Regions from separate parts of the Homo sapiens genome. Here region 1 is linked to region 2. The links are chromatin loops, found by intact Hi-C in ENCODE. Cell type or tissue: ovary. All regions are shown on one strand. Each heading gives the region's core, and the rest is flanking DNA. Links, peaks and the distances in the headings are about the cores only.

What was found. Hi-C counts contacts between places; a loop is a spot of excess contacts. Peaks named below come from ENCODE experiments on the same cell type or tissue, not always from the same donor. Only the 100,000 strongest peaks of a DNase experiment are listed, where the experiment ranks them.
Region 1: it touches region 2 in a loop (6-fold over the local background); 2 of 110 quality-filtered maps call a loop at or near these places.

What each region holds. Positions count from the first base shown.
Region 1 is chr6:45,608,172-45,623,380 of GRCh38, forward strand. No RefSeq gene overlaps it. Among named protein-coding and RNA genes, the nearest start is that of RUNX2-AS1, 39 kb to the left of the region's middle. In ovary, for the core only: no CTCF peak of the experiment used is centred there; a DNase peak (open chromatin) is centred at 5,680.
Region 2 is chr6:45,669,564-45,684,772 of GRCh38, forward strand. No RefSeq gene overlaps it. Among named protein-coding and RNA genes, the nearest start is that of RUNX2-AS1, 100 kb to the left of the region's middle. RefSeq lists enhancers at 8,199-8,258, 8,269-8,388, 12,319-12,368. In ovary, for the core only: no CTCF peak of the experiment used is centred there; a DNase peak (open chromatin) is centred at 8,159.

The DNA.
Region 1 (15,209 bases), core at 4,650-12,649, 60 kb before region 2:
CATATTCTAGTAGCTTTTCTACTTCTCCAGGGGTTTAATTTCCCATGACGGGGTCCTGGGGACTTTCTGTTAAGAATTTTGACAAGGTGAAAACTGTTACATAGTTGAGAATGAAATTGTGTTTCAGGATTTCAGAAAACACCCCCACAGGAAATTTTATGAATTTCATCATAATAGCAGTCATAAAGAATCCTATTTATTCTCTGTCATTCTTTAAGTAATTCAGAAGAATGTCCTGATGTTATCGTCTCTGAATTTATAGGACACCAGTGAGGCTGGCAGGGTGGATTTCATCATCTCTTTTATTCTGCCTCTTACCCTCCCAACAAGTCACCTTGAAAACGGGGGTTACTGAGGCACACATTGGTCATAGGATGTTCAAAAACCACTACAATAAGGCAGGGTCAGAATTAGAGACCACGTTTTGGTTTCCGGGTTAGAAAGCTTTCATTTTAAATTCCACTCCTATCTAGTCAAGCCGGAGTTCCTGATGGCATCTGAGACTTAATTTGAGATGTTGAGGTGTGTCCTGCCATGACCTTTACTGAGGGCTGGCTTTCAACAAATCTGATTGGCTCACTTCTCCTCAACCCAGCATCACCTCATCTCAAAGGCATTTTCAGTTCTCTAGGAGGCACCTGTTGCTCCTTGTGCTTTGCTTTCTTGGCTTTTCCCATAGATGGCGGTCCCGGAGCACGCGGATCAGCCCAGTCGTGGTTCTCTGTCTCCCCTGCCATGTTTTCTGGTGTCTTCATGACCACAAATTATTGGATCCTGGGAAATTGCCCTGTTTTCACTTTGTTCACCCATTTTGCCAAATCAGACATGTGACCAGTCTGTGGATTAGGTAGGCAATGCCCTCCCTTTTTTTTTTTTTTTAACCCATCTTTGAAATAGCTGTCTGACCTCGTCTCTGGGAGAGAAGACATGTGGAGTGTGGAAACACACTTCAACCTGCACATCTGGCGGAAGAACAAGAGTGGAATTCCTGGATCAGTTTCTTGGTTTGTGGTCTCTGGGGATTGCTCGTTGAGTAACTCCACATCACATCACTTCACAGATAAGGAAGATGTCATCCCCATGGCATCTCTGATTTCGGCACACGCTTCAGAAAACCCCCAGCAACTCATCTAGAACATGATGTTTTAAGCTGCTATAATCACCAGCCAACTTTGAACATGTGCCATGCACATGACGGCCTTCCTTCTTGCCTGTGAAGCTTGAGTATGAGTCTGCCTTAGTGCACTCCCTTTGTCCAGCTCCTATTGAAGGTGTCAGTGCTGGACCCTGGGATGCAGTCCTGAGCCATAGTGCCTGCAGGATGGAATTCTTCTGGCAGGCCCGGGCTGTGGACCTAGTACAACACCAGGACTTCCTGGAACAGGCACTGAGTGGAGGTCAAGAGCCCTTGGTTCGTTCCTCCCCTGGCACAATTTGTGAGATGTTAGGCATGTCCCCTCTCTGGGGCTAAGTGTCCTTAACAGCCAAATGGGAATAATTAATACTTGTCTTACATGAGGCTGGGAAGGATCTTGACTATTTTGGAAAATGGTGTCAGGATTCAACTGAGCCAGGCTGGAACAATAGATCAAATGGGCTAACAAGCTAAAGTTTAATGGGGAGAGATTTAATGTCCCAGTCATGGGCTCAGAAACAACTGTACCAGTCAGGAATGGGGAGGAGCTGAATAGGCAGGAGCACATGAGGGTGAGTGTTGGACGTTGCAGTTAATGGCAACACAGAAATGAGGACTCTGGAAACTCCAAGTGCAAACAGGCTGCATTAGTAGAAATGCAGTTCTCAAAACAAGGAGGTAATAGTCACATTGGCTAGACTAGTGCTGAAGAACTGGGCTGGATTTGGGACCCCACCTTAAGAGGGCAATGAGGTCCCAGGGTGTATCTGGGGAAGACTAACCAGCATGGTGACAAGTATGAAAGCCTGGGGCATCCAGGGATCAGCAGACAGACTTGAAAATGTTCTTTTCCTTCCTGGAAAGGGTTCATTTAGCAGGATCTGATCGCTGCCCAGAGAACCAACCTATGACAAAAAAGCAGGAAAGCAGTTTTTTGTTGTGGTTGTTCAGACTGGTCCCCCAGCTTTTAACCTTGTCTCCTGACAGCAGCCAGAGAAATTCTTATTAAATATAGCATACATTCACATGGTTCAAAACCCAACCAACCAACCAAACCAACCCACCAACTAACCAACCAAATAAATAAATACATAAATAATGAACCAACTAACCAACCAACCAACCTAACTAACAAAAAGCATAAAGACAAATACAGGACAAAGCCTCCCTCCCACCCTTGTACTCTAGTAGGGACAGTTTGTGATGGTCCTTAAGAGTGTAGTCTCTGAAAGCTGTGCTGCCTCAGTTTGTCCCAGTCCTGCTACTTCTTAGCTGTGTGGCCTTTGGCAAGTTACTTAACTTCTCTGAACCTTAGCTTCCTCATCTGAAAAATGGGGATAATAATGGTACTTATCTAATAGGATCGTTGTGAGAATTAAATGAGTACATCCACATAAAGTACTTAGAACAGTTGCTGGCATACAATCAATTTCACAAATGTCTTAGCTCTCATTTTTCTCTGCTTAGTTCTCCCCTTTCTCCAGTATTCAACCATTATTTTTATATTTCATCTGTATTTTATCAGAGTTTTAAAATGCATATATTATATATGCAAATGTGAACGTCAATTCTTATTTTTCTTATTTTTTAAGTTCCAAAGCTAGTATATTAGACATATTGTTCAGCACCTGGCCTTTTTTTTTTTTTTAACTTGATAGTATATCTTGGAGATTTTTCCACATCAGTACAGAGAGAACTTCCTCATTCTTTTTCACAGCTGTACATATAAGGAAGAAGTTTCTAACAATTAGAGCTTGTTTTAAAATAAAACTCTGTCAGAGGAAGCATTCAGGTGAGGAATAGACAGCCACTTCTCAGGTACGATGGAGTAGAGATTTATGTGTCAGTAAGGCAGTCAGGCTAGAATATTTCTACTGTTCCTCCAACTGAGATTTCTTGATCCTATGTTAAGTTTTCCAAAGAATCACAGAAGAATTAAAACCTGTCTAGAAACAGTACTGTTGCTTTGTTTATCTGACTGGATTCTGACCTGGGGCTCAGCCAGCACTGGGTGAGGGGGACTTTAAAGAGGCCCTCTTGCAGGGCCCATCTGTGCCATCTTAGAAAGCAGGTGGCTCTGAGACAAGGTCCAGGTTGTCCTCTAACCCCACCTAAAGCTAACCTGGCCCAGGTATTATTACCTGGAGGGAAGAAGGACTCTGCTGCAGGGAGACCTCGAGCCACCCGTTGGCAGGCATAGTCTCATTGAAATGTGTTTTCATAGGACACTGAGTTTATCCCTCATTTCTCAGCCTGGAACTCACCATTGCAGGTACAACTTCAGTGGAGACCAGCATGACTGAGCTTCCAACAGGCAGCAATGACTCCAGGGCTCTTCTACTACCTGCCCTTTCTGAGTGTTGAATTAGAAGGGAGGTGAGAGATTAGCTCGGCTTCCCTCTACCAGCAGGCCAATAACCAGAGGGTAAAGGTCTCCAACTTTGAACATGTGCCATGCACATGCAGAAGGTAAGTGATTGCAGGAGATTGTCCATGTGGTGGTAAGGTCCCCCAAGCTTCAACAGAGCCTGAAATGTCCTTTCTAGACATGAAGCATTTTGAGTTTTTTTATTCTGCCAGTCTATAAAAAATCCAGGTCTTTTTGAAAGAAATAGCACAAGTATTTTTTAAGCACGAATTTTTCAACCTGAGTAGCTGAGAATAGAGCTCCTCACTGGGCACTCGGACAAGGAAGCAAGACGGAGTCCACATGGGAATGGGGCATGAGAGGTGGGAAGGTTATTGGGGTCTGGCCCTGGCTTGGGCCAGATGGGACCAGATTCTAAATGGATTCACTCTTGTTTACTTGTTAGGATTCTTAGCAGAGTCTTTGCTGCAGCAGCAGTGCTTAATGGGGGAGGTGGGGGAGAGGCAGGCATGAGACTCCCTCCCACAATCTCCATAAATACAGGGAAAGCCATGGTGAATCTTGATTATACACTGTCTATTGAAAGCTCCCCAAGGAGAGGGGCTATGCTTTATACTTTTTTGAAGTATAATTTACAATAAACTACAAATTTTTAATGTGTACAATTTAAAAAGTTTTGACATGTATATCTACCCTTGAAACCATCACCACAATCAAGCTAATGAACATATCCATCACCCCAAAAGGGTTCCTTGTGGCCTTTTATAATTTCTCCCTCCTGGTCCTCCTTGATTCCTCCTTCATCCCTAAACAATCACTGATCTGCTTTCTGTCACTATAGATTAGTTTGCCTTTTCTAGGATTTTATATAACTGGAATCACAGAATAAGTATTATTTTTTGGTCTGGCTTCTTTCACTCAGTGTAATTATTCAGAGATTCAACTATGTTGTTACATCTATATAGTTCATTCCTCTTTACTGCTGAGTATTATTCCACTGGACAGGTATTTGACACCTGTTTATTCATTCACCCATTGACAAACACTTTGGTCGTTTTCAGTTTTGGGCTATTACAAACGAAGCTGCAATCAGCATTCATGTACAAGTCTTTCTGTGGACATACACTTGCATCTTTCTTAGGTAAATACCTACAAGTGGAATGAATTATGTGGTAGTTGTGTATTTTTTTGTATTTAACTTTTTAAGAAAGTGTCAAACTACTTTTCAAAGTGGTTGTACTATTGTACCTTCCCACCCAGCATTGTATGAGAGCTTCAGTTCCTCCATATCCTTGTCAACACTTGTTATGGTCAGTCTTTTTAATTTTAGACATGCTAATAAGTATCTAATAGTTAGTGGTATCTGATTATGATTTTAAGTTGCATTGTGTCCTTAATGTACATTTTCCTAATAAGGACTGGCACCTTTTCATCTGTGTATCTTCTTTGGTGAGGTGTCTTTTAAAATCATTTGCCCAATTTCATATTGGGTTGTTTGCTTTGTTATCATTTAGTTCTGAGAGTTCTTTGTATATTCTAGACACAGGTCTTTTTTTCAAATCAGCTATGTGACTTACAGATATTTCCTTCTAGTCTGTGGCTTGTTTTATCCATTTTGTAATGGTATCTTTTGAAGAGCAAAATTTCTTAATTTTGATAAAGTCCAATTTATAATTTTTCTTCTTGTATGGATGTGCTTTTGGTATCATATCTAAGAAATCTTTGCCTAACCACAAAATCACAAGTATTTTTCCCATTTTTTTCTTCAAAAGTTTTAAAGTTTTAGGTCTATAAGCCATTTTGAGTTAATTTTAGTATATGGTTTGAAGAATGGATGGAATTCCATTTTTTGGCATGTGAGTATCTAATTGTTCCAGCAACATTTATGGGGAAGAATTTCCTTTCTCCTCTAAAAAGCTTTTGCACCTATTTCAGAAATCAATTGGCCATGTATTTGTGGGGCTATTTCTTTTGTAAGCTTGAACCCTACTCTGTCATAGCCCCAGCTCAGGGCCAGCACATGGCACGTGTTTAATAACAGCTCGGGGATATAACTTGACTCCAGCTGTTTTCAGGAGTTTCTCATTAGATGCAGTTTAGTGCTGCTGGTTTTAGGGACAGTAATGCAGTGAGGAAGTCAGATGGCGTGAACGAGCAGCAGTGTTCTGTTAGTGCTGCGCCAGCACATGCTGGTTCTTGTTCACAGTGCACCCAATCGTCAGCACTAAATAAATCAGGGTCAGCCTGAGTTCCTGAAAGACTCTATGGGAATAAACCTTCCCACCAAGCCAGCAAGTTTCAGAAACCACGCCTCCAGCTTGAGAAACGTGGGATTAAATCATCAAAAATGCCGTCTCTAGCAAAAGTCCCTTGATCTCTGTTAACTCTCCATAGCAGTGCTGTTCAGTAGAAAGCAAATGTAAGCCATATATATAATTTAAAATTTTCTAGTAGATGTATTTTATTTTTTATTTACTTGTTTTTTTGAGACAGGGTTTCACTCTGTTGCTCAGGCTGGAGTGCAGCGGCATAATTATGGTTCACTGTAGCCTCGACCTCCTGGGCTCAAGTGATCCTCCCACCTCAGCCTCCCAAGTAACTGGGACCACAGGCATGCACCGCCATGCCTGGCTAATTTTTTATTTTTTGTAGAGACGGGGTCTCCGTATGTTGCCCAGGCTGAACTCCTGGGCTCAAATGATCCTTCTGCCTTGGACTTCCAAAGTGCTGGGATTACAGATGTGAGCCACCTCACCCGGTCAATGTATTTTAAAAAGTAAAAATAAGCAGATGAAATTAATTTTATAATATATTTTTAAACTCAGCATATATAAAATATTATCATCTTCATAATTAGTTGATATAAAATTATTCATTAGATATTTTATATATTTTTGAACTAAGCCTTCAAAAATCTGGTGTGTGGTTTATAGTTATAGCACATCTCAATTGAAACTACCCACACTTTAAGTGCTCAGCAACAACTTGTGGCTAGTGGCTGCCGTATTGGAGAGCACCACTTTTAATCACGCATCACATTTCTTGCTTTAACACTTCCCCTTTCTTAAAATCTTTATTGAATGGGAAAGTCCTTCCCTCTGGACATCAGCTTCTCTTCTCCACCATAACCTCTCCTGTTGCAGAAAGCCAAAATCAGAGGAGGGGGAGGAGAAGCAAAACATCTTGAAGATGGAAAAGATTAAAACAAAATCTGCTGGGCATGGTGGCTCAGGCCTGTAATCCCAGCTCTTAGGGAGGCAGAGGATAGCTTGAGCCCAGGAGTTCGAGACCTGCCTGGGCAATATAGTGAGACTCGGTTCTCTACAAAAAGGAAAACAAAAACATAAAAACAAAACCTAAGTTCAGGTAAAACAAAAGCTCATGAGTCAGGTTGTATTTACACAGCAAGATGAGTAAGAGGTGATGAGGAGGGCTCAGTGGTGCAATGGAGTTGGCTGATGCTGGCTCCACAAAAGCTTAAACTTTTCAGGAATTTTGCAAGCCAGTTGTTAAATACAGACATTAATAAGAATTAAGTTATACAAACTTTCCACTGAACAAATTATATTGAAAACATACAAAATATTCAAAACTCACCATATCCAAATTCTGTTACTGCATTTCACTATTATCTATGCTTTTGAGGTTATTGATGGCTATTCCATCTGAATGGTGGAAATACTATATGATTTCATACTCTTGAGCATCTCTTCCCGACTTGGTGTCATAGCTTGAAATTGGTAGGGGTATTTACACCACAGGAAATGGTAAATGCTAAAAGCCAGGGCTTTCATCCAAGATTTGCCAGATGCTAACCCTTCACCAGCACACCCCTAGGAAAGCTCCAGGAGGTGTGAACTCATTGAGATGAGGGATGCCTGACACATTATAAATGTTGAATAAATGGTTGTTATGATTACAGTGATTGAAAGTCTGAATAAATCCTATCCCTGTCCCTTTTCCCTGTCCCCACTCACAAGAGGATGCTTTTGTGTAAAACAGCCTGCATTGTTCCTGTAGTTTTTTTTTCCATTCACCTCTACTCTGGACTATTCCACATTCAGAGTTCAAGAGTGAAGTCAAGAGCTAGCAGGTACAGCCGACTCTCAGTGTGGTCTAGGTCATGAATCCCTAAGCCCTGGGCCACGGACCAGTATTGGTCATGGCCTGTTAGGAACCAGGCTGCACAGCAGGAGGTGAGTGAGCATCCCTGCCTGAGCTCCACCTCCTGTTGGATTACTGTCAGCATTAGATTCTCATAGGATCCCGAACCCTATTGTGAACTGCCCATGTGAGGGATGTAGGTTGTGCGCTCTTTATGAGAATCTCATGCTCCCCACTCAGCTCTGTCTGTGGAAAAATTGTTGTCCATGAAACTGGTCCCTGGTGCCAAAAAGGTTGGGGACCACTGGTCTAGGTTATACAGTTATTCTCTAACTACCCTCTTTCCCATTGTTCTAGAGGATAGGAGGAGAAAGAAGGCTTGAAAACTTACATGTTAGATATTCATAGAATTCTCTCTAGAAGGTGAGGGTTTTCTTTTGCTTACCTGCATTTTCTAATTTTTCTACAATGACACTCCCTGTTTTAAAAAAGTTAAAATTTAAAACAACATATAAGAATTTTCAAATGTCTTCAAGGGCACATTTAGACATAACTGGCTAGTGCTAAAAGTAGGAAGAGAGGTATTAAGAATGAAAGAGTTTTGGTTGGAATGGATGAGTCTTCCAGTGTTTGGGGATGAATCAATTAAAAGGAGGTGAAACAGGAAGGCAAAAGGCAGATCTCTGTAAACCCTGGAGTGTTTCTCTTGAGCTACTCTTCCTCCTACACAAGAGCTCCCATCCATCCTCATAGTTGACATTTGGGATGTCTATAATGAATATGGATTTGATGTGATTTCGTCTCTCTGCCAAACTAACTCACAGAACTAATTCCACTTTTGACTATGTTAAATGAGGTTTTAAAAAGTGTATTAAGAGGATAACTTTTGAAGTCTCTAAGCTAGATCAAGAGGTGCATTTGGGAGAAAACTTTGGGGACCCTTCTTACCCCTTGCTCACAGTTGGAGTCATATTTTGATGTCTTTGATTTATAAGGGTGAGAGACTGTGGGGATCTGTCTTGAGAGGGCTTTGACTTTTAAGGGATTCAACTAGTTGAAACCTTATGTGCATTTGGAAATAAAGCTCTTTTATATCACAGGGTCTAAAAACTTGAAGGTGGAATGGGACCTCAGAGGTCAATACTCTAACCTAATTTGGATGCCCATGTCCCCTCCTTTTTGTCTCTGCCCAAGTGTTCAGCTCTGCCTGATACCTGCCGTGGCAGCCCAATTCCTTTCAGGTGTAGTCCATGGAAGGTCCTGCTCACGTTGACCCTAAACCCCACTTCCTGTAATGTACAGCCATTATTCCAAGATCTGGGAGATGGGGGCAAGCACAAACATGGATATAAGCTAGTGAGATCTGTGTAAGGAATAGAGACCATTTTTGTTGAAACATAATTCAACATGACTAGCATCTCCTGAGCCATTCTTTCTATGCAAGGCACAGATCTAGGTGCTGTGGGAGACATAAATAAAATAGAGTCCCCACCCTCAAGGAATTCACAAGATATCATTTAATGTGTGTAAACAACAAACTCCAATACAAAGGCAGAAGATGATCTGATGAGGGAAATGGAACCAATATTTGTCAAGTTCCTTTGATGTGCCAGGCCCTGCTTTCATTGACATAGGTCTCAAGTAATCCTTGTGGCACTGTGCATTAAACTCCCTGAACCTCCCTTCCTTCTTTGTAAAATTTAATGTTGGACTAGATACCTTCTGAAGTCCCTTCCAGCCCTCATATCCCATGATTCATCCCTCTTTCTCCAGTCAGTGGCCCTAGGCTTCCCTCTCCTGGATTGGGCTGGCTAGGGAAACGGAAGGGCAACAGACTTTTTTGTTATTATTCGCTTTCTCCCCTCCCTGTGAGATGTATTGTTGACTTAAAACCAGTTTGAACAAAGCACTCAGGAATAAACCACAGAGAACCATCTAGAATTGGCAGAGGATAACCCTATGACCCCAGAAGCCTTTTCCAGCTCTAATTTTTATGATTCACTAATTTGCCACACCACATTCAACTCTGTCCGGGAACTCAGAGTTCAAAAAAGATGCAATGTAAATTGCTGGAGGTAATGAGAAGGCTGAAGGCATGGTAGGGCCAGAAGCTTGGTTTTCTGTGAAATTAAATACAGGAAGATATTTAAAGAAGCCAGAAAGCTTCCCCCTCCCCTTTTTCTTTTCCCTGAGAGATTCCCATTTTAAGACTGGTAGGGCAAATTTCAGGTTTCCTCTTTTCAGTGGTATGACTAGGTTTTTGCTATGTTATGACTCCAAAAGAGCTGCCTGTTTGTTTTATAACCTCCCAAAAAGCTGTTGGATGTGGATGTGGCTGTTTAGCAATAAGTTCTGCCGCAATTTTAAAAATCACTTTTGAAGTGGTGGGAGAACACTGTAGGAAGACCACTGTTCTCTAAATATGCAGGTCATTTTTTTTTTTTTTGAGGAAATTGCTGAGGGCCAGAAAGTTATTGAGATAACTTGGTATTTGATGGATCTCATGAATTTTTAGTGCTTTCTACATTTCCCAAACTTTTGGGGATCATTAGGCCCCTTGGTGGCACCTTTGCAACTTGCATTAAATTTATGGACTGAAGATAAGATACAAGCAGGATAATTGTTCCAGAGCTCCATGGCTGCTGAAAGACCAGTAGGCCAGTAGCCTTTGGTGCTTGTGGGAGCTTGGTAAGAGTTAGCTCAGTGTGGGAATGAGGGGTTTGGGTAAGCTCAGGGCATACCTGTGCAGAAGGATAATGACCAGGCACTACAGTGGAGCCGCATTGTGCCTGGGTCCACCTTCTGCAGTCAGCTATGCAGTGCACACCACGCATGCTAAAATTATTGGCAAAAATACCATAGAAGGCACCATGTAAAGTATCAGATGAAAAAGTTGTCTTGTGTTTAGAAACCATGCTATATGAGAAATATATCTTTGAATGTTGGACTTGCACTCAGCAGAAGCACCTGAGGCCTGAAGTCACAGATGAAACAGTAGATTATATTATTCATCTTATATGTCCTCTGGGGTAAATGCCTATAGAGACAAACACTGGGCTTAATTACCAGCACTGCTTATTTATTTTGCTAATTCTATTTTTCTCTAATTTTCTCTCCAATGCCCCCAACAAATATGGAAAGTTCAATTTGCAAGGTAAATGAGTACATGATATAAACCGACTGTATCAAGATTTACATGGTTTATCTCCTTTGCTTTTCACAAAAACCCTAAAAAGTAGGTGGCATTGTCCCCACTTGCAGACGGGAAAACTGAGAGAGGTCACAGGACTAGCCTAAGTTTTCTCAGTGAATAGGCAGTAGTGGAATTTGAAGTGAGGCTCCAAAGCTGGTGCTCCTTTTTCTATGCCTTACATACTAGATTTTTTTTTAAAGGGGGATGAGAAAATAGAAGGCATATGAAGGAGGACAGAGATGAAGAAAGGCATGCAGGGAAGAAACAAACATTTCTTCATCTCAGATGCCCTCTGGGGTAAATGCCTACAGAGAAGAACATTGGGCTTGATTACCAGCGCTGTTTGTTTATTTGTATCTGCTAATACCATTATTGTGCTTGGCATTTTCACATCTCTATGTTCCAGACTGTATTAGTTTCCTATGGCTGCCATAACGAATTACACAAACAGTGGCTTGAACAGTAGAAATGTATTCCTCATAGTTTTGGAGGCCAGAAGTCTGACATCAGCATCCCTCTGCTGAAATCCAGGTGTCAGCATAACCACACGCTCTCCGGAGGCTCCCGGGGAGAATCTGTTCCTTGTCTCTTCCAGCTCCGGGTGGCTGCTGTCATTCTTTGGCTTTGACCACATCATTCCCGTCTCTGCCTCTGCGATCACATCGCCTTCTTCTCTTCTGTGTGTGTCAAATCTCTTCTGCCTCTGTCTTACAGGACATGTGTGATTATACTTAGGGACGTGTGATTACACGCAGGGCCCACCCAGGTAATGCAGGATAATCTCCCCATCTCAAGAATCCTTAAGATTTGCAGTTATTTTTTGCCATTTAAGGTAACATCCACAGGTTCTTGGAAGTAGGGCATGGATATCTTTCCGGGGACCACAAATCGACCTACCATAAAGACTAATCATAAATGTTACAGAGCAGCCTAGGTTGACAGCTCAGCCATTTACATATTTTGTTCTTGTTGTTTATTTTTCTGACTCCAGAACCCACAGCTTAAGTCTCTTCACACCAGTGTCGGTGTAATAATGTGTAATGTGTTTTTGCCATGTTGTTAACTCCTCACTGACATGTAAGCCTTAATGTTCACTGTTCTCATAAGATTAACTTTCAGTTCAGATGGTTAGCCTGTGGTTGCCCTTGGTCAGCGCTTACTCAGAAGGCCACAGCCCATCTGGTGCCCACAACTTCTGAAAGCACTGGGGCTCACATTGTCATGAGAGAAATTTAGATGAGCTATGTAGAAGATCTGATTATAAAGGCAAGTGATGGGTTCACTGCATTCTTTTCAACCTGGCAAGGGACAGGGTTGGAGGAGATTTGAGAGGCCTTCAGAGACTGCAGCTGCAAAACAGGAAATGACTTTTTAGCATGTTCTTTGACCTCTGAGTGGAAGACTACAATTTGGAGGAGGCAAGAAGGTGTGCAAACAGGGAAGGGCTGATGGCCTTCACAAACCAAATGTGTTACTAGGATGTTGGCGCCATGCTGAGGTGGGCGCTGCCGTTCACAAGCACTTGCAGCCACTCTGGGGTGTAGAAAGTGCTCCTTTACACAAGTGTTGGTTCTGATCCCAAGATACACAAACCCAGAGGGGTTTTGGGTCTTCTGAAATGCCAGTGATGTCTACCAAGGGCTTGAGGTTCTCTTTTGACTTGAAAATTAGATAGTTGGGTGTCAATCCATCATTTTAAATTCAGGTTTTTCCCATTCCCCTGCTCAAACCAACTCACTCTGCTGATGTGCCCACTTTGGACATTTGTACAGGGATTCTTTCAGTTACTCAGCACTGAAGCCTTGATGTCAATATTGACCTTTTCTTTCCTTGGCTTCCCACCTTCTTCAATTCTTTCAGAGGTGAAGCAGATAGTCTAGTGATAGGACTGTAGGATCTGGAGTAGAGAGAGAAACAAAAAATAAAAGTTGGGTTGGAACCAGGCTCTGCTACTTATTTGCTGTGTGACCTTGGACCTGTTTTAACCCTCTTAAAAACTAGGGTAAGAGACAACTTACCACATAGACTTATTATGATGATTATATAATAATAATAATATGAGCTAATAATAATAGTTATTATTGTTCTTCTTTCTTTCATTGTGATATTGTGAAATATATATTTAGTCTTCTACCGTTTCCTGGCATAAAACTCCTAAAATCCTTAGCATCTCTAAAGCGATAAATCTTTGTATGCTAATGATTGACCAATAGCTGGCAACCCCTAGTTAGCTTGAGGATGGGGGCTGGTCACCAGAAAGACAAAGGCATGATTAGAGGGTTGGGACCCTTGGTCTTTCTGGTGACCAGCCCAACCCCCACACCTCCGGGGAGAGGGGTTGAAGGTGAAGTTGATCACCAGTGGCCAATGGTTTGATCAATCATGCCTGTACAATGAAGCCTTTATAAAAACCCAAAAGGACAAGGTTTGGGGAGCTTCTGGGATATTGGAACATGTGGAAGTCCCTGAATGGTGGCATGCTCAGGGAGGGCATGGAAGCTCCATGTCCCTCATACCTTGCAGTACACATTTCTTCATCTGTATCCTTTGTAATATCCTTTATAATAAACCAGTAAATGTAAGTGTTTCACTGAGTTCTGTGAGCCACTCTAGCAAACTAATCAAGCCAAAACTGGGAGTCACGGGAACTCCAACTTGAAGTCAGTCGATCAGAAGTTCCAGAGGCCTGAATTTGCAACAGGCATCTGAAAGGTGGACAGTCTTATGGGACTGAGTCCTCAACGTATGGGATCTGATGCTATCTCCAGATAGATAGTGTCAGAACTGAATTAAATTAGAGGACACCCAGCCACTGTCCACTGCAAAATTGATGGCTTGCTTGGTATGTGAAGAAAAATCCTCATGCATTTGGTCACAGAAGTCTTCTGTGTTGATCATTGTGGAGTGAGAGCAGTGGAAAAATGGTGTGAGTATTTTCTCATACTTCCAATCTAGTTCAGGCTTTGGTGACCAAAATTAACACTGTAATAATAGATTCTTTTGAAGTAGTAGTTTTCAAACCTTTTAACCATGATCCACAGTGACAAATTTACTTCATTACTAAATTATGACATTAGAAACGCATCCACAACATTAAAGATTTTATGAAATATCTTGATGTTTTCTATTCTTTTCTCACTTACTGCAAAAAAATAGTGTTTTTTGTGTTTTTTTTTTTTCAGATGGAGTCTTGCTCTGTTGCCCAGGCTGGAGTGCAGTGGCATGATCTCAGCTCACTGCAACCTCCACCTCCTGGGTTCAAGCGATTCCCCTGCCTCAGCCTCCCAAGTAGCTGGGACTACAGGCACATGCCACCATGCCTGGCTAATTTTTTTTGTATTTTAGTAGAGACAGGGTTTCGCCATGTTGGCCAGGATGGTCTTGATCCCCTGAACTCGTGATCCGCCTGCCTCGGCCTCCCAAAGTGCTGGGATTATAGGCGTGAGCCACTGCACCCGGCCAAAAATAATTGGTTTTAAATCAAATTGATTTTATGACCCACTAAGAGGTAAAGTCCCACAGTTTCAAAAAATAATGCTCTAGAGATAGTCCTGACTGCAGTCTCTACTTCCTTCTAATTCATCAAGTATCTACTTTTCAAAAGGAGAACACTTTCCATATTTTGTGAGAAAGCATTACCGTCTACCATCCACATTTACATCATATTTTACAATTCCAAGTGCCTTTGTATATAGCATGTCATTTAATTCTCAACAGCCTTTGAGAAAGAAGTTATTTTAGCTTCATTTTACCAATGAGGAAATTCAGATTCAGGCCAGTCACATGTCTCATCCAAGATCATGTACCTGGAAATGACTGAATCAGGATTGAATCCAGCTCTTCTCAAATGGATCCAGGGCTCTTCTACACAAAGCAATGAATTGAAAGGGGGATTTATGTTTTTAGAACCAAATAGGAATACAAAATGGATTAAAGTCATGGGCAAATCTTCTATTTTATACTTTCTTTCATAAAACAAAACATGTAGGATTACTACCACACAGCTTTCTCTAAGAGAGTCACATTCTGGAGCCAACATTAGCTTAATGGTTGTGCCACTTAACTGCATCCCCACTCATTCATTCATCCATCCACTCAACAATGTCATTCATTCATTAATTCAAGAAATAGTTTTTGGGTCTCTACCATGTACCAGGCACTTAGTATATGGATACTAAGATGAACATAAGAAAATTTAAAATGTCCCCAATCAGCACATGGTACTAAATGCTATGTGGTACTAGATGTGTCAACACATATAAGGTGGTACTAACTGCTATTATTAGCATGTAAGGTGGTACTAAGTGCTATGTGGTACTAAGTGCATCAGGATGTAAGGTGGTACCAAAGTGCCATTATTAGTATGCAAGTGCTATTATTAGAGTTTCAGATGGTACTATGTGCTATGA
Region 2 (15,209 bases), core at 3,408-11,407:
CTTCCTGTGTCCATGTGATCTCAATGTTCAATTCCCACCTATGAGTGAGAATATGTGGTGTTTGGTTTTTTGTTCTTGCGATAGTTTACTGAGAATGATGATTTCCAATTTCATCCATGTCCCTACAAAGGACATGAACTCATCATTTTTTATGGCTGCATAGTATTCCATGGTGTATATGTGCCACATTTTCTTAATCCAGTCTATCATTGTTGGACATCTGGGTTGGTTCCAAGTCTTTGCTGTTGTGAATAATGCCGCAATAAACATACATGTGCATGTGTCTTTGTAGCAGCATGCTTTATAGTCATTTGGGTATATACCCAGTAATGGGATGGCTGGGTCAAATGGTATTTCTAGTTCTAGATCCCTGAGGAATCGCCACACTGACTTCCACAATGGTTGAACCAGTTTACAGTCCCACCAACAGTGTAAAAGTGTTCCTATTTCTCCGCATCCTCTCCAGCACCTGTTGTTTCCTCACTTTTTAATGATTGCCATTCTAACTGGTGTGAGATGGTATCTCACAGTGGTTTTGATTTGCATTTCTCTGATGGCCAGTGATGATGAGCATTTTTTCATGTGTTTTTTGGCTGCATAAATGTCGTCTTTTGAGAAGTGTCTGTTCATGTCCTTCACCCACTTTTTGATGGGGTTGTTTGTTTTATTCTTGTAAATTTGTTTGAGTTCATTGTAGATTCTGGATATTAGCCCTTTGTCAGATGAGTAGGTTGCGAAAATTTTCTCCCATTTTGTAGGTTGCCTGTTCACTCTGATGGTAGTTTCTTTTGCTGTGCAGAAGCTCTTTAGTTTAATTAGATCCCATTTGTCAATTTTGTCTTTTGTTGCCATTGCTTTTGGTGTTTTGGACATGAAGTCCTTGCCCATGCCTATGTCCTGAATGGTAATGCCTAGGTTTTCTTCTAGGGTTTTTATGGTTTTAGGTCTAACGTTTAAATCTTTAATCCATCTTGAATTGATTTTTGTATAAGGTGTAAGGAAGGGATCCAGTTTCAGCTTCCTACATATGGCTAGCCAGTTTTCCCAGCACCATTTATTAAATAGGGAATCCTTTCCCCATTGCTTGTTTTTCTCAGGTTTGTCGAAGATCAGATAGTTGCAGATATGCGGAGTTATTTCTGAGGGCTCTGTTCTGTTCCATTGATCTATATCTCTGTTTTGGTACCAGTACCATGCTGTTTTGGTTACTGTAGCCTTGTAGTATAGTTTGAAGTCAGGTAGTGTGATGCCTCCAGCTTTGTTCTTTTGGCTTAGGATTGATTTGGCAATGCGGGCTCTTTTTTGGTTCCATATGAACTTTAAAGTAGTTTTTTCCAATTCTGTGAAGAAAGTCATTGGTAGCTTGATGGGGATGGCATTGAATCTGTAAATTACCTTGGGCAGTATGGCCATTTTCACGATATTGATTCTTCCTACCCATGAGCATGGAATGTTCTTCCATTTGTTTGTATCCTCTTTTATTTCCTTGAGCAGTGGTTTGTAGTTCTCCTTGAAGAGGTCCTTCACATCCCTTGTAAGTTGGATTCCTAGGTATTTTATTCTCTTTGAAGCAATTGTGAATGGGAGTTCACTCATGATTTGGCTCTCTGTTTGTCTGTTATTGGTGTATAAGAATGCTTGTGATTTTTGTACATTGATTTTGTATCCTGAGACTTTGCTGAAGTTGCTTTTCAGCTTAAGGAGATTTTGGGCTGAGACGATGGGGTTTTCTAGATATACAATCATGTCGTCTGCAAACAGGGACAATTTGACTTCCTCTTTTCCTAATTGAATACCCTTTATTTCCTTCTCCTGCCTAATTGCCCTGGCCAGAACTTCCAACACTATGTTGAATAGGAGTGGTGAGAGAGGGCATCCCTGTCTTGTGCCAGTTTTCAAAGGGAATGCTTCCAGTTTTTGCCCATTCAGTATGATATTGGCTGTGGGTTTGTCATAGATAGCTCTTATTATTTTGAAATATGTCCCATCAATACCTAATTTATTGAGCATTTTTAGCATGAAGCGTTGTTGAATTTTGTCAAAGGCTTTTTCTGCATCTATTGAGATAATCATGTGGTTTTTGTCTTTGGCTCTGTTTATATGCTGGATTACATTTATTGATTTGCGTATATTGAACAAGCCTTGCATCCCAGGGATGAAGCCCACTTGATCATGGTGGATAAGCTTTTTGATATGCTGCTGGATTCGGTTTGCCAGTATTTTATTGAGGATTTTTGCATCAATGTTCATCAAGGATATTGGTCTAAAATTCTCTTTTTTGGTGGTGTCTCTGCCCGGCTTTGGTATCAGAATGATGCTGGCCTCATAAAATGAGTTAGGGAGGATTCCCTCTTTTTCTATTGATTGGAATAGTTTCAGAAGGAATGGTACCAGTTCCTCCTTGTACCTCTGGTAGAATTCGGCTGTGAATCCATCTGGTCCTGGACTCTTTTTGGTTGGTAAACTATTGATTATTGCCACAATTTCAGCTCCTGTTATTGGTCTATTCAGAGATTCAACTTCTTCCTGGTTTAGTCTTGGGAGAGTGTATGTGTCGAGGAATTTATCCATTTCTTCTAGATTTTCTAGTTTATTTGAGTAGAGGTGTTTGTAGTATTCTCTGATGGTAGTTTGTATTTCTGTGGGATTGGTGGTGATATCCCCTTTATCATTTTTTATTGTGTCTATTTGATTCTTCTCTCTTTTTTTCTTTATTAGTCTTGCTAGCGGTCTATCAGTTTTGTTGATCCTTTCAAAAAACCAGCTCCTGGATTCATTGATTTTTTGAAGGGTTTTTTGTGTCTCTATTTCCTTCAGTTCTGCTCTGATTTTAGTTATTTCTTGCCTTCTGCTAGCTTTTGAATGTGTTTGCTCTTGCTTTTCTAGTTCTTTTAATTGTGATGTTAGGGTGTCAATTTTGGATCTTTCCTGCTTTCTCTTGTGGGCATATAGTGCTATAAATTTCCCTCTACACACTGCTTTGAATGTGTCCCAGAGATTCTGGTATGTTGTGTCTTTGTTCTCATTGGTTTCAAAGAACATCTTTATTTCTGCCTTCATTTCGTTATGTACCCAGTAGTCATTCAGGAGCAGATTGTTCAGTTTCCATGTAGTTGAGCGGCTTTGAGTGGGATTCTTAATCTTGAGTTCTAGTTTGATTGCACTGTGGTCTGAGAGATAGTTTGTTATAATTTCTGTTCTTTTACATTTGCTGAGGAGAGCTTTACTTCCAAGTATGTGGTCAATTTTGGAATAGGTGTGGTGTGGTCCTGAAAAAAATGTATATTCTGTTGATTTGGGGTGGAGAGTTCTGTAGATGTCTATTAGGTCCGCTTGGTGCAGAGCTGAGTTCAATTCCTGGGTATCCTTGTTGACTTTCTGTCTCGTTGATCTGTCTAATGTTGACAGTGGGGTGTTAAAGTCTCCCATTATTAATGTGTGGGAGTCTAAGTCTCTTTGTAGGTCACTCAGGACTTGCTTTATGAATCTGGGTGCTCCTGTATTGGGTGCATATATATTTAGGATAGTTAGCTCTTCTTGTTGAATTGATCCCTTTACCATGATGTAATGGCCTTCTTTGTCTCTTTTGATCTTTGTTGGTTTAAAGTCTGTTTTATCAGAGACTAGGATTGCAACCCCTGCCTTTTTTTGTTTTCCATTTGCTTGGTAGTTCTTCCTCCATCCTTTTATTTTGAGCCTATGTGTGTCTCTGCACGTGAGATGTGTTTCCTGAATACAGCACACTGATGGATCTTGACTCTTTATCCAATTTGCCAGTCTGTGTCTTTTAATTGGAGAATTTAGTCCATTTACATTTAAAGTTAATAATGTTATGTGTGAATTTGATCCTGTCATTATGATGTTAGCTGGTGATTTTGCTCGTTAGTTGATGCAGTTTCTTCCTAGTCTCGATGGTCTTTACATTTTGGCATGATTTTGCAGCGGCTGGTACCGGTTGTTCCTTTCCATGTTTAGCGCTTCCTTCAGGAGCTCTTTTAGGGCAGGCCTGGTGGTGACAAAAACTCTCAGCATTTGCTTGTATGTAAAGTATTTTATTTCTCCTTCACTTATGAAGCTTAGTTTGGCTGGATATGAAATTCTGGGTTGAAAATTCTTTTCTTTAAGAATGTTGAATATTGGCCCCCACTCTCTTCTGGCTTGTAGGGTTTCTGCCGAGAGATCCGCTGTTAGTCTGATGGGCTTTCCTTTGAGGGTAACCCGACCTTTCTCTCTGGCTGCCCTTAACATTTTTTCCTTCATTTCAACTTTGGTGAATCTGACAATTATGTGTCTTGGAGTTGCTCTTCTCGAGGAGTATCTTTGTGGTGTTCTCTGTATTTCCTGAATCTGAACGTTGGCCTGCCTTGCTAGATTGGGGAAGTTCTCCTGGATAATATCCTGCAGAGTGTTTTCCAACTTGGTTCCATTCTCCCCATCACTTTCAGGTACACCAATCAGACGTAGATTTGGTCTTTTCACATAGTCCCATATTTCTTGGAGGCTTTGCTCATTTCTTTTTATTCTTTTTTCTCTAAACTTCCCTTCTCACTTCATTTCATTCATTTCATCTTCCATTGCTGATACCCTTTCTTCCAGTTGATCGCATCGGCTCCCGAGGCTTCTGCATTCTTCACGTAGTTCTCGAGCCTTGGTTTTCAGCTCCATCAGCTCCTTTAAGCACTTCTCTGTATTGGTTATTCTAGTTATACATTCTTCTAAATTTTTTTCAAAGTTTTCAACTTCTTTGCCTTTGGTTTGAATGTCCTCCCGTAGCTCAGAGTAATTTGATCGTCTGAAGCCTTCTTCTCTCAGCTCGTCAAAATCATTCTCCATCCAGCTTTGTTCCGTTGCTGGTGAGGAACTGCGTTCCTTTGGAGGAGGAGAGACACTCTGCGTTTTAGAGTTTCCAGTTTTTCTGTTCTGTTTTTTCCCCATCTTTGTGGTTTTATCTACTTTTGGTCTTTGATGATGGTGATGTACAGATGAGTTTTCGGTGTGGATGTCCTTTCTGTTTGTTAGTTTTCCTTCTAACAGACAGCACCCTCAGCTGCAGGTCTGTTGGAGTACCCTGCCATGTGAGGTGTCAGTGTGCCCCTGCTGGGGGGTGCCTCCCAGTTAGGCTGCTCGGGGGTCAGGGGTCAGGGACCCACTTGAGGAGGCAGTCTGCCGGTTCTCAGATCTCCAGCTGTGTGCTGGGAGAACCACTGCTCTCTTCAAAGCTGTCAGACAGGGACATTTAAGTCTGCAGAGGTTACTGCTGTCTTTTTGTTTGTCTGTGACCTGCCCCCAGAGGTGGGGCCTACAGTGGCAGGCAGGCCTCCTTGAGCTGTGGTGGGCTCCACCCAGTTCGAACTTCCCGGCTGCTTTGTTTACCTAAGCAAGCCTGGGCAATGGCGGGCGCCCCTCCCCCAGCCTAGCTGCCGCCTTGCAGTTTGATCTCAGACTGCTGTGCTAGCAATCAGTGAGACTCCGTGGGCGTAGGACCCTCCGAGCCAGGTGTGGGATATAGTCTCCTGGTGCGCCGTTTTTTAAGCCGGTCTGAAAAGCGCAATATTCGGGTGGGAGTGACCCGATTTTCCAGGTGCGTCCGTCACCCCTTTCTTTGACTCGGAAAGGGAACTCCCTGGCCCCTTGCGCTTCCCAGGTGAGGCAATGCCTCGCCCTGCTTCGGCTCGCGCACGGTGCGCACACCCACTGGCCTGCACTCACTGTCTGGCACTCCCTAGTGAGATGCACCCGGTACCTCAGATGGAAATGCAGAAATCACCCGTCTTCTACAGCTCACCCTGGGAGCTGTAGACCGGAGCTGTTCCTATTCGGCCACCTTGGCTCCTCCCCTTGCTACCAAATTATTACTAAGCCTCCTACAAAGCAAGGTCTCCACTACTCCTTTGCTCAAGCATGGTGACTCTAACCTTTGCATTCATGGATGTGGCTGGCAGGATGCCCCGTGGGCTCAAACCATTTCCATAAAGTACACGTGCAAAGCCCCTGCTGAGAGACACCAGGAACATCTTTCAAGGCTCTCAGCTCCAGCTTCTTCTTTCAAAATGCACAAGGTACAGTTTCTGCTGCCCACGTGGTCACTGGAGGGTGTTAATTCTCCGACCCAGCCATTCCTTCCAGAGCAGGCACGGTATCCTGTCCACCCTGTCCCTATAATGCCCAACACCATCTAGGCGTGTAGCTGGTACCCAATACTTGCTGATGGAGGGAGCAGTCCCTGGGCCCACGCTGGCAGCGGTGAGCTCCGTCTCTTACTTCCTGAGGGATGCCTGGGCTGCCTGGATGGAGATGAAGACCTGTCTGCTGGCCAGTCTGGCAGTGGCCCGGGAGGGAAGGTCATGATGACCTGTCTCCTCTACAGCTTCCAGGCCTCGCCTTTGCTTGTTTTCTGGGAGCCTCGGTGTCTGCCCACAATGGCATGGCTCCTTCAAGCTGCCCAGATTCTTGGCCTGGTGTGTGGGCCGCACGGCTTGTTTCCATGGTGAGCATGGCAGGGGTGGCTGGCACCCCCAGGCTGACAAGCATTCCTCCCAGGTCTCTCTGAGCAGAGCTTGTGCCAGCCACTCTGTTCCCAAAGGGGGTTTTCTGATGTGGGGGGTGGTCACCTCAAAATTGGCTGTGCTTTGAGCTAGAGTGAACAAATAGAAGACATTTGTATCCATTCCTTTCTCTGACATCCTCATTTGGTCCTAAATGGGTTTGGGATGCCTACAGGAAATATCGCTTTTGGGAGGGAGCTTGGACATCATCTGGCCTGACCCCCTTCACCCTGCAAATGGATCTCGGAAGGTCACAAAGGGCAAGAGACGGGCTCAGGGCACAGAACAGATGCAGCACTGAGCTGGGAGGAATCCTCATGTCTCCTGAAGCCTGTGTTCTTTCTGCTATAGCGCGTCTTGGCTCTCTGGAGTGAGTTACCCAGTGTTACTTCTACCCTAGGAAGGTGAGGTGTGGCGCGTTGGGACTGCCTGGAGCTGTCAGGCCACACGCTCATGCACATGCATGTATGCACAGTGGGAGTGGATACAAAATTTAAAATAAAAAACAATTTTAGTTTGTCTAAACCACGGGTTGGGGTGAGGGGTGGTGAGCAAACCACGACCAGTGACTTACTCTTGTACAGCTTGTGAACTGAGAATGACTTTTACTTTTTTTTTTTGAGATGGAGTCTCGCTCTGTCGTCCAGGCTGGAGTACAGTGGCGCAATCTTGGCTCACTGCAAGCTCCACCTCCCAGGTTCACGCCATTCTCCTGCCTCAGCCTCCCAAGTAGCTGGGATTACAGGCACCCGCCACCACGCCCAGCTAATTTTTTTTTTTTTGTATTTTTAGTGGAGATGGGGTTTCACTGTGTTAGCCAGAATGGTCTCGATCTCCTGACCTCGTAATCTGCCTGCCTCAGCCTCCCAAAGTGCTGGGATTACAGGCGTGAGCCACCGTGCCCAGCCTACATTTTTAAGTCGTAGTGAAAAAATAAGATGTGACAGTGACTGTATGTAACCTCAAAGCTGGAAATACTTAACCATGTGACCCTTTCCAGAAAAAGTTTGCCAATCCCTGACTTGATGACCTGTCTGATTGTTCACCCAGTAATGGTTGGCAGTCTTCCTAGGACATTCAAGACTCCCTCTTTATAGGTAGATCTGGTTGGCTTCATAGGCTCAGACTCTGAAATGCAGAATTGGCAGCTTTCTTCCTTCGTCTGTCAGATGCCTATGGCTTTTCTAAGTTTCTTGCTGTTGCTGAATTTTTCTCTCCTCAGGATAAATCAAGCAGTGGAATCCTTTGTCAGGTGAATTAGGGAGCCGAGGCTGGTGATGGACATTTACTGCTGGTACCCACGGTAGGGCAGGGAGGCAGGGACACTGTTGCCTGAGGTGTCCTGCAAATAAATGACTCGGCTGGGGCTAACCAGAGTTGAAGGCTGAGAACAGACAGCTGCCAAGAGTGTGACAGGGAAAATGTCTTTCCCGTCAAAGAAAAACATAAAGATGCTTGCAATCTGAGTATTTCTGTTTCCTCCCCTCCACGACAGGCTTCTCAACTAGTTCCTGTCTAGCCAGGCTGCTCATTTCTTTATAGTCACTGAACCAGAATAACCACAGATCAAGCCGGAAGCACATGATAACCCGCTGAACTCCGCACAGCCCTGGCTGGGCTTCTCTGAGTGAACAAACGCTGCCCTGGTCTCCGCAGCTGTGAAATATCCAGTGAGCATCCAGCTGCGGGTTAGTTACTTCCACAGTCAGAGAAGGAAAGAAGAAAATAAGAGTGACAGATGCACAGAACCACGGACATTCGAGACTGTCATAGCTGTTCACAGTTGTTGAAGATTTACAGGCAAGCCGTTTGGAGTTTAAATGTGAGATGACACCAGGGGCCTCTAATGTACAGTGGAGCTTTAAGCATGATATGGGGGCAGAAAATGGTCTGGGAACCCCCTTCTCTGAGATCTTAGAAGTTCTGTTCTATTGACTCCAGGCAGGGCTGCAGCCACGGTGCACTTCATGGACTCATAAATATAACATTATTGGACAAAAAAACCCCAATCCTTCTCTGACTGATTAGGCCCAGATTGGTCAGCCCATAAATCAATGCTGAATAAGAACTATAAAGTTGTGAATCAATGTGTCCCAGATCTCCAAACTGGAATGAAAAAACAGGAATAAAATAGCTGGAGCTCTTCCAAGATCCTTCTTTTCATCCCCCTCCTCCCACCGCCCCATATGCTAGTATGCTAATTTTAAAAGGCTTCTCTTTTCCGCTCCTTGGCCTGGCTGTGGACAGCATTTCAGGGCAGGAAATTCGGTCTAGAAGTGTGGCTGAGGAAACAAGAGGCTGTTCTGTTGCATTTCTGTTCAGGACTGATCTGTAGCTCTGTCGTGTATCCTTGGTCATGTATCCTTGGCCAGGGTCTCCACCTGTGGCCGAGAAGTGATGGCATTTGTTGTCTGTGTCACAGATACAGGAAGGGAACAAGAGTGATCAGGTCATGTGTGGTCCATGAATGGTTTTTTAGGTCCAAGCAGTTTAAGGGCTCTGAGTCCCTGCATTGAAATATTAAATATAATAATGGATTCTCACCTGTAATCCTAGCACTTTGGGAGGCTGAGGCGGGTGGATCATGAGGTCAGGTGTTCAAGACCAGCCTGGTCAAGATGGTGAAACCCCATCTCTACTAAAAATACAAAAATTAGCCTGGCATGGTGGCAGACACCTGTAATCCCAGCTACTCGGGAGGTTGAAGCAGGAGAATTGCTTGAACCCAGGCAGCAGAGGTTTCAGTGAGCCGAGATCATGCCACTGCACTCCAGCCTGGGCGATAGAGTGAGACTTCGTCTCAAAAAAAAAAAAAAAAAAAAAAAAAAATGGAGTCTCCTCTTAGAACTGCACATGAGGTTTAGAAATGCCACCTGGTCATCCCTGTTGGACATGGTTACCCTCTTTGGATCTGGGAGCTGAGGGTATCTGCTGTGAATGTTGTCCACGTGTACTTGGAGGGCATTCCCTGTCCTTATTCCTCTGGAGTTCCAAAGCAAAGTTTGTTTTCTGAATCCCCCTTCTCTACCACTCTCCTCTCCAAAACACACCCTCAGGGTACTCTTTCCCCTCCTTTTGACAGCTCATTTCAGGGACACACTGTGTACATGTACCTGCCCCTCATAAGGGCTCGTTGTTAGGGGCCTGCTCTCCTGGGCTGGGAGCTCTCACTATTTCCTGGTCACCCCGACGCTGAGCTTCCCTGCTATCTTCTCCCCTTTGGGGAGGACACACACATGGCCCCACGCAAATATTCTGTGCTGGTGGCCTCCTGGTTTTCCCCAAACACAGACTATAAAGACTGGAAGGAACCGCAGGCTCACCCAGTTCCACCTGCTCATTTGGGGAAACTGAGGGGTGCCAACTTACCTAAGGTAGAACTCACACATCTTTCCACCCATTTCACTTTATCCTGGTATAAACCTGAGCTGACTGCATTCTTGTTCTTTCCCCCTGTAAAGAAATAAAGTCCCATTTAGGTTTTCCCAAAGCACTGTCTCTGTACAGTTGGCTGTTTCCTGTGGACATTTTCATTTTCTCCTGTGTTTTTCTCTCTCTTTGCTGTGACTTACAAGACCATGAACACATAAGCACAGGACCCCAGAGGAAAAGTTCTCTCTTTCAGTGTGTGCCTCCAGGAGGAATGAGACTACCGGCAGTGATGTTTGACTGATGAGCACCATTGTGGTGCTTTACCACTAGCGGTCACAGAAACCTTGCAGAATGTGTCTAGGGAAGTGGATTTTGTAGGGTTGGCTAAATTTGTACCACCCACAGCACAATAGCAGCACTGTACAGAAAAGGTGGCTTTGAAACAGGTTCAGTTTTACATTACTGTGAGGTACAAAATCAGGTGAAGGACCATTTCTATAGCTTAAGAATTTATATTTTTCCTCTTAGACCTGAAACTTTATTCATCCTGGGTCTTCTACCTTTAAAAAATTGAGACATTATTTCTCCCCATTTTCTGGGAAGACAATCCACCCTCAAAATTAGCTGTAAGAAATAATGTGATCATCAACAAAGTAAAAAGGTAACTCTCAGAATGCGAGCAGATATGTATAAATCATGCATCTGATAAGGGATTAATATCCAGCATATATAAAGAACTAAAATTCAAAAACAAAGAGCCTAATTTAAAAATGGGCATTTCTGGGCCAAGTGTGGTGGCTCACACCTGTAATCCCAGCACTTTGGGAGGCTGAGGTGGGCGGATCATGAGGTCAGGAGATTGCAACAATCCTGGCTAATATGGTGAAACCCCGTCTCTATTAAATATACAAAAACAAAATTAGCTGTGCGTGGTGGTGGGCACCTGTAGTCCCAGCTACTCGGGAGGCTGAGGTGGGAGAATGGCATGAACCTGGGAGGTGGAGTTTGTAGTGAGCCGATATCGCACCACTGCACTCCAGCCTGGGTGACAGAGTGAGACTCAGTCTCAAAAAAAAAAAAAAAAAAAGGCATTTCTCCTAAGAAAATATACAAATAACCAATAAACACATGAAAAGAGGCTCAACATCACCAAACATTAGGGAAACGCAAATCAAAACCGTAATGAGGTAACACTCACACCAAATAGGATGGCTACTATCAAAACACCATAGCAAAAAGCAAGTATTAATGAGGATACACAGGATTTGGAACTCTTGTGCCCTGTTGGTGGGAATGTAAAATGGTACAGCTACTGTGGAAAACAGTATGATGATTCTTCAAAAAATTAAGAATAGAATTACCATAGGATTCAGCAATTTTGCATCTATAGGTTGGTGCAAAAGTAATTGCGATTGTTGCCATTAAAAGAAATAGCAAAATCCACGATTACTTTTGCACCAACCTAATAGGTCTATACCAAAAAGAATTGAAAGAAAGATCTCAAAGAGATATTTGTACACTTATGTTCATAGCAGCATTGTTCATGATAGCTAAAATGCAGACACAACCCAAGTGTTCCTCTACAGAAGAATGAATAAACAAAATGGTATGTACATTCAATGGAAAATTATTCAGCCTTAAAAAGGAAGGAAATTCTCACACAGGATACAACATGGATGAACCTTGAGGACATTATGCTAAGTTAAATAAGACAGTCACAAAAAGACAAATACTGTATGATTCCACTTATATGAGGTAATTATTTGAGTATAAAATTACTAGATCTAATCTAAATCTGCCAATTACTATTCAAAATAATAGAGATGGTGGTTGCCAGGGGATGGGGGCAATTGAGAGTTATTGTTTAATGGGTAAATAATTCCAATTTTACAAGATGGAAAAAGTTCTGAAGATGGGTGGTGGTGATATTTATACAACATTATGAATGAAGGTATTAAAACCACTGGAACTATACACCCTGAAAAATCTTTAAGAGGTTAAATTTTAAGTTATGTGTATTTTATCAAAATAAAAAATTGGAAACAATATTGTAAAGTTTTAATAATCTAAAGAAAATTCTTCCTTTAGGGTGTTATTCCCAAAAACGTGGTGTTGGTGTTCTAAATATCTAGGATATTATTTTTATAATTTTAAAACATGCAATCATACTGCTGGGACATGACTCTTTAAACAGCAGATCTTTGAGTGAATGTGAATGTGATAAACTCTGCTTTCTAGAGAATCCTTTTTAACCACTTAATGCCTCTTTTAGCTACTAGGTCTAAGAATCTATAGAGAGGGGATATGGCAGAGTGTAGAAATGACCCTAATTATTCATCCCTCCTGTATCTATGTCCTTCACCATACACATCTGTATTGCTGTCCAATGCTGTTTCTGAGCCTAATCATGGACCTGTTTTGGCCAACAAGGTAAAGTGTAAGTATCAGTTCCACATATAGAACTTCAGAGACTGTGTGTGTTTCCTTTTGCTGTCTTGTGTATCTGCCATTGCCATGACAACACGCTCAAGCTAGCCGGCTGGAGGAAGAGAAACTGAGCAGCAGAGCTGAGCCATCTCTGTTGCTCCAGTCAAAGCCAGTCTAGATCAGCCAACTGCCAGCCGACTCTCACACATATGAGTAAGCCCAGCCAAAATTAGCAGAGCCACTTAGCTGACCTCCAGCTGACCCTAGATGTTTACTGTTGCATGTCCCTGAGGTTTTTTTACTGCGAGGGAGCATTATTGTGGAAGTAGATGACTGATTTAGGGAATTGCCTCATATGCTTTTTTTTTTTTTTTAATCACTCCTTTTCCCCTTGTTTCAATCAACTTGTCACAAATACATCTGAACATTGTTAGGTGTCTACCCAATATCCACTCTCCTGCTTTTTCTTACTGCCAGAACCACATGCCCAGCTAAAAACCTACATTCTCTGGCTTCCTTTGTAGAAAGGAGTTGTCATGTGACATTCCTTTGGCCAATGAGAAGCAAGTGAAATATTGAGTAGTTCCTTGAAGGAGGATGGGGAGTCCTTTTGCCCTTCTCCTTCTTCCTTTCTGGAATAAAAATCTGATGCTGGAAAATATTATGGCCCCAAGGAGCCAGCACAAGCTGAGAATGATTGAGAGGAAAGCAGAAAGAGCTTGGGTCTCTGATGGTATGACTACAGTACCAGCCATGGGCTGCCTCCTTTTTCACTTCTAGCTACATGTGAAAAAAATAAGACTTCTCAACTAATTATGCCACTGTTTTTTTTTTTTTTTTTTTTAATTCTTTTACTTGCAGTTCATTGTAATTCATTTTCTTCTTTTTTTTATTTGTGACAGAGTCTCACTGTGATGCCCAGGCTGGATTGCAATGGTGCGGTCTCAGCTCACTGCAACCTCCGCCTCCTGGGTTCAAGGGATTCTCCTGTCTCAGCCTCCCGGGTAGCTGGGATTACAGGCATTTGCCACCACACCCAGTTAATTTTGTTTTTTTAGTAGAGATTAAGTTTCTCCATGTTGGTGAGGCTGGTCTTGAACTCCCGACCTCAGGTGATCCACCTGCCTTGGCCTCCCAAAGTGCTGGGATTACAGGTGTGAGCCACCATGCCTGGCCCATTGTAATTCTTAATACTACACTCTAGAGCCTATTTTATCCTTATTTGAAGAAACTGCTTAGAACAAATAAAGATATTTCACATAAAATATCATTGTGAATTACTATGCAAGTACATTAATCCATACATAAAAGAACAATGACTTCCATGCATTTATGTCGGTTTATATTTTTGAAAGTTTACAGTATTCCTAATAGATTCCCCTCAATACACATTTGATTAGTACCCCATGTCCATTCTGTATTGGGGGAAACTGAGGCAAGGAAAGGTTTAACTTTGTCCAAAGTAAAACAACCTGTTAGTCAAAGAGATTGGTGGGGGGGACTTGAAAATGGGTTATTCAGGATTCCTGAGGAAGGATTGGATGTGTGTCTCAATTAGACCTAACTATAATGATTGAACTTCTGTACTTTGGACTGTGACCAGCCTTTACTCAGCGAGACCAAAGACACTGAGTCTTTTTGACTCTGAATGGACCAACCAAGACAGAAAGTCACCACAGTCCAGGACAGTCTTGTTTATAGGAAGAGAGAAAAGGAATAAAGGGTAACTTGTTGCCTTTTGTGCCCACAAAATTGTCTGCTCTCTCCTTTCTGCTCTAAAGTGGAGTGAAGTCAATTGGTTATAAGTCTGTCTCCCCAGAGCTTTCTGGTGGCCTCCTCAAGAGCATGACTAGATGTTTTTGTTTATATATCCCTGGCAGACCAGTGGGTACAGTTGTGCAGGTTGGTCACTGCCCAAGGGTACCAGGCTGAGGAGTGAGTGAAATCCACACTTATCAAGCAGTAGGGCCAATGGGATTATTCTACATCAAGAGGAAGGGCTTTTTTTTCTAATTTGCACACAGGTCCTCTATGGTACAGCGGGAACCCTGGTCCTTGATGCCCAGAGCAGAGTACAAGAGGCTTATTTGACGGTGAATAACCTCTCAGATGACTGCTTCTTTTTTGAAGCTCAGTTTAATCAGGTTTTAGTAGCAATAAAGTGTTTCTCAGGTGGGAGCTGGTGAGTGTGACAGACACTTAAATTTTTTCTCGCAAGTTGCCACAGAATATTCACAGAAGTGAATCAGCAGTTTCAAAGTTAAGAGAAGAGAAAAATAATAAACAGCTACCATTTATTAAGCAATTATGTGTCAGATTTATACTTATTATCTCATATAATCCTTACAGCAAAACTGTAAGGTAGGTTCCATAATACCCCCATTTGAAATATAAGGAAATGGGTTCCAAACTGCTCAAAGTCATATAGGTGGCAAGTAACAAAGTTTGGATTTGAGCCCAGGCTTGTTTGATTTTAAGCTCTTTGTTCTTTGTCATGCATTTTCCTAAACTGTAAATTATTTGTCATTAGTGCAGGTGTAGCAAAGACACTGGTATTCACCAGTTGTTCCATTGACTCCCCTACATTTTTCACTCTTGCTTGTAATTATGTTGGGGCTATATGATTGGGTGCTTCCAATAGAATATAGGTGGGAATGATGTCCAACCACTCCCAGGCATGACATTTAATAAAATTCTTGGCAAACCATCACTCCTCTCTTCCTCTGCTACAATGACTCTGGAAACCAGATGTTCAGATGTTGGCATCTCCAGATGGGTGGAGTCTGGATCCCTGAATCACTGCATGGAGGAGAATTGCCCTGAGGAGCCACTCAATTTACACCTGACTTTACATGAATGAAAAAT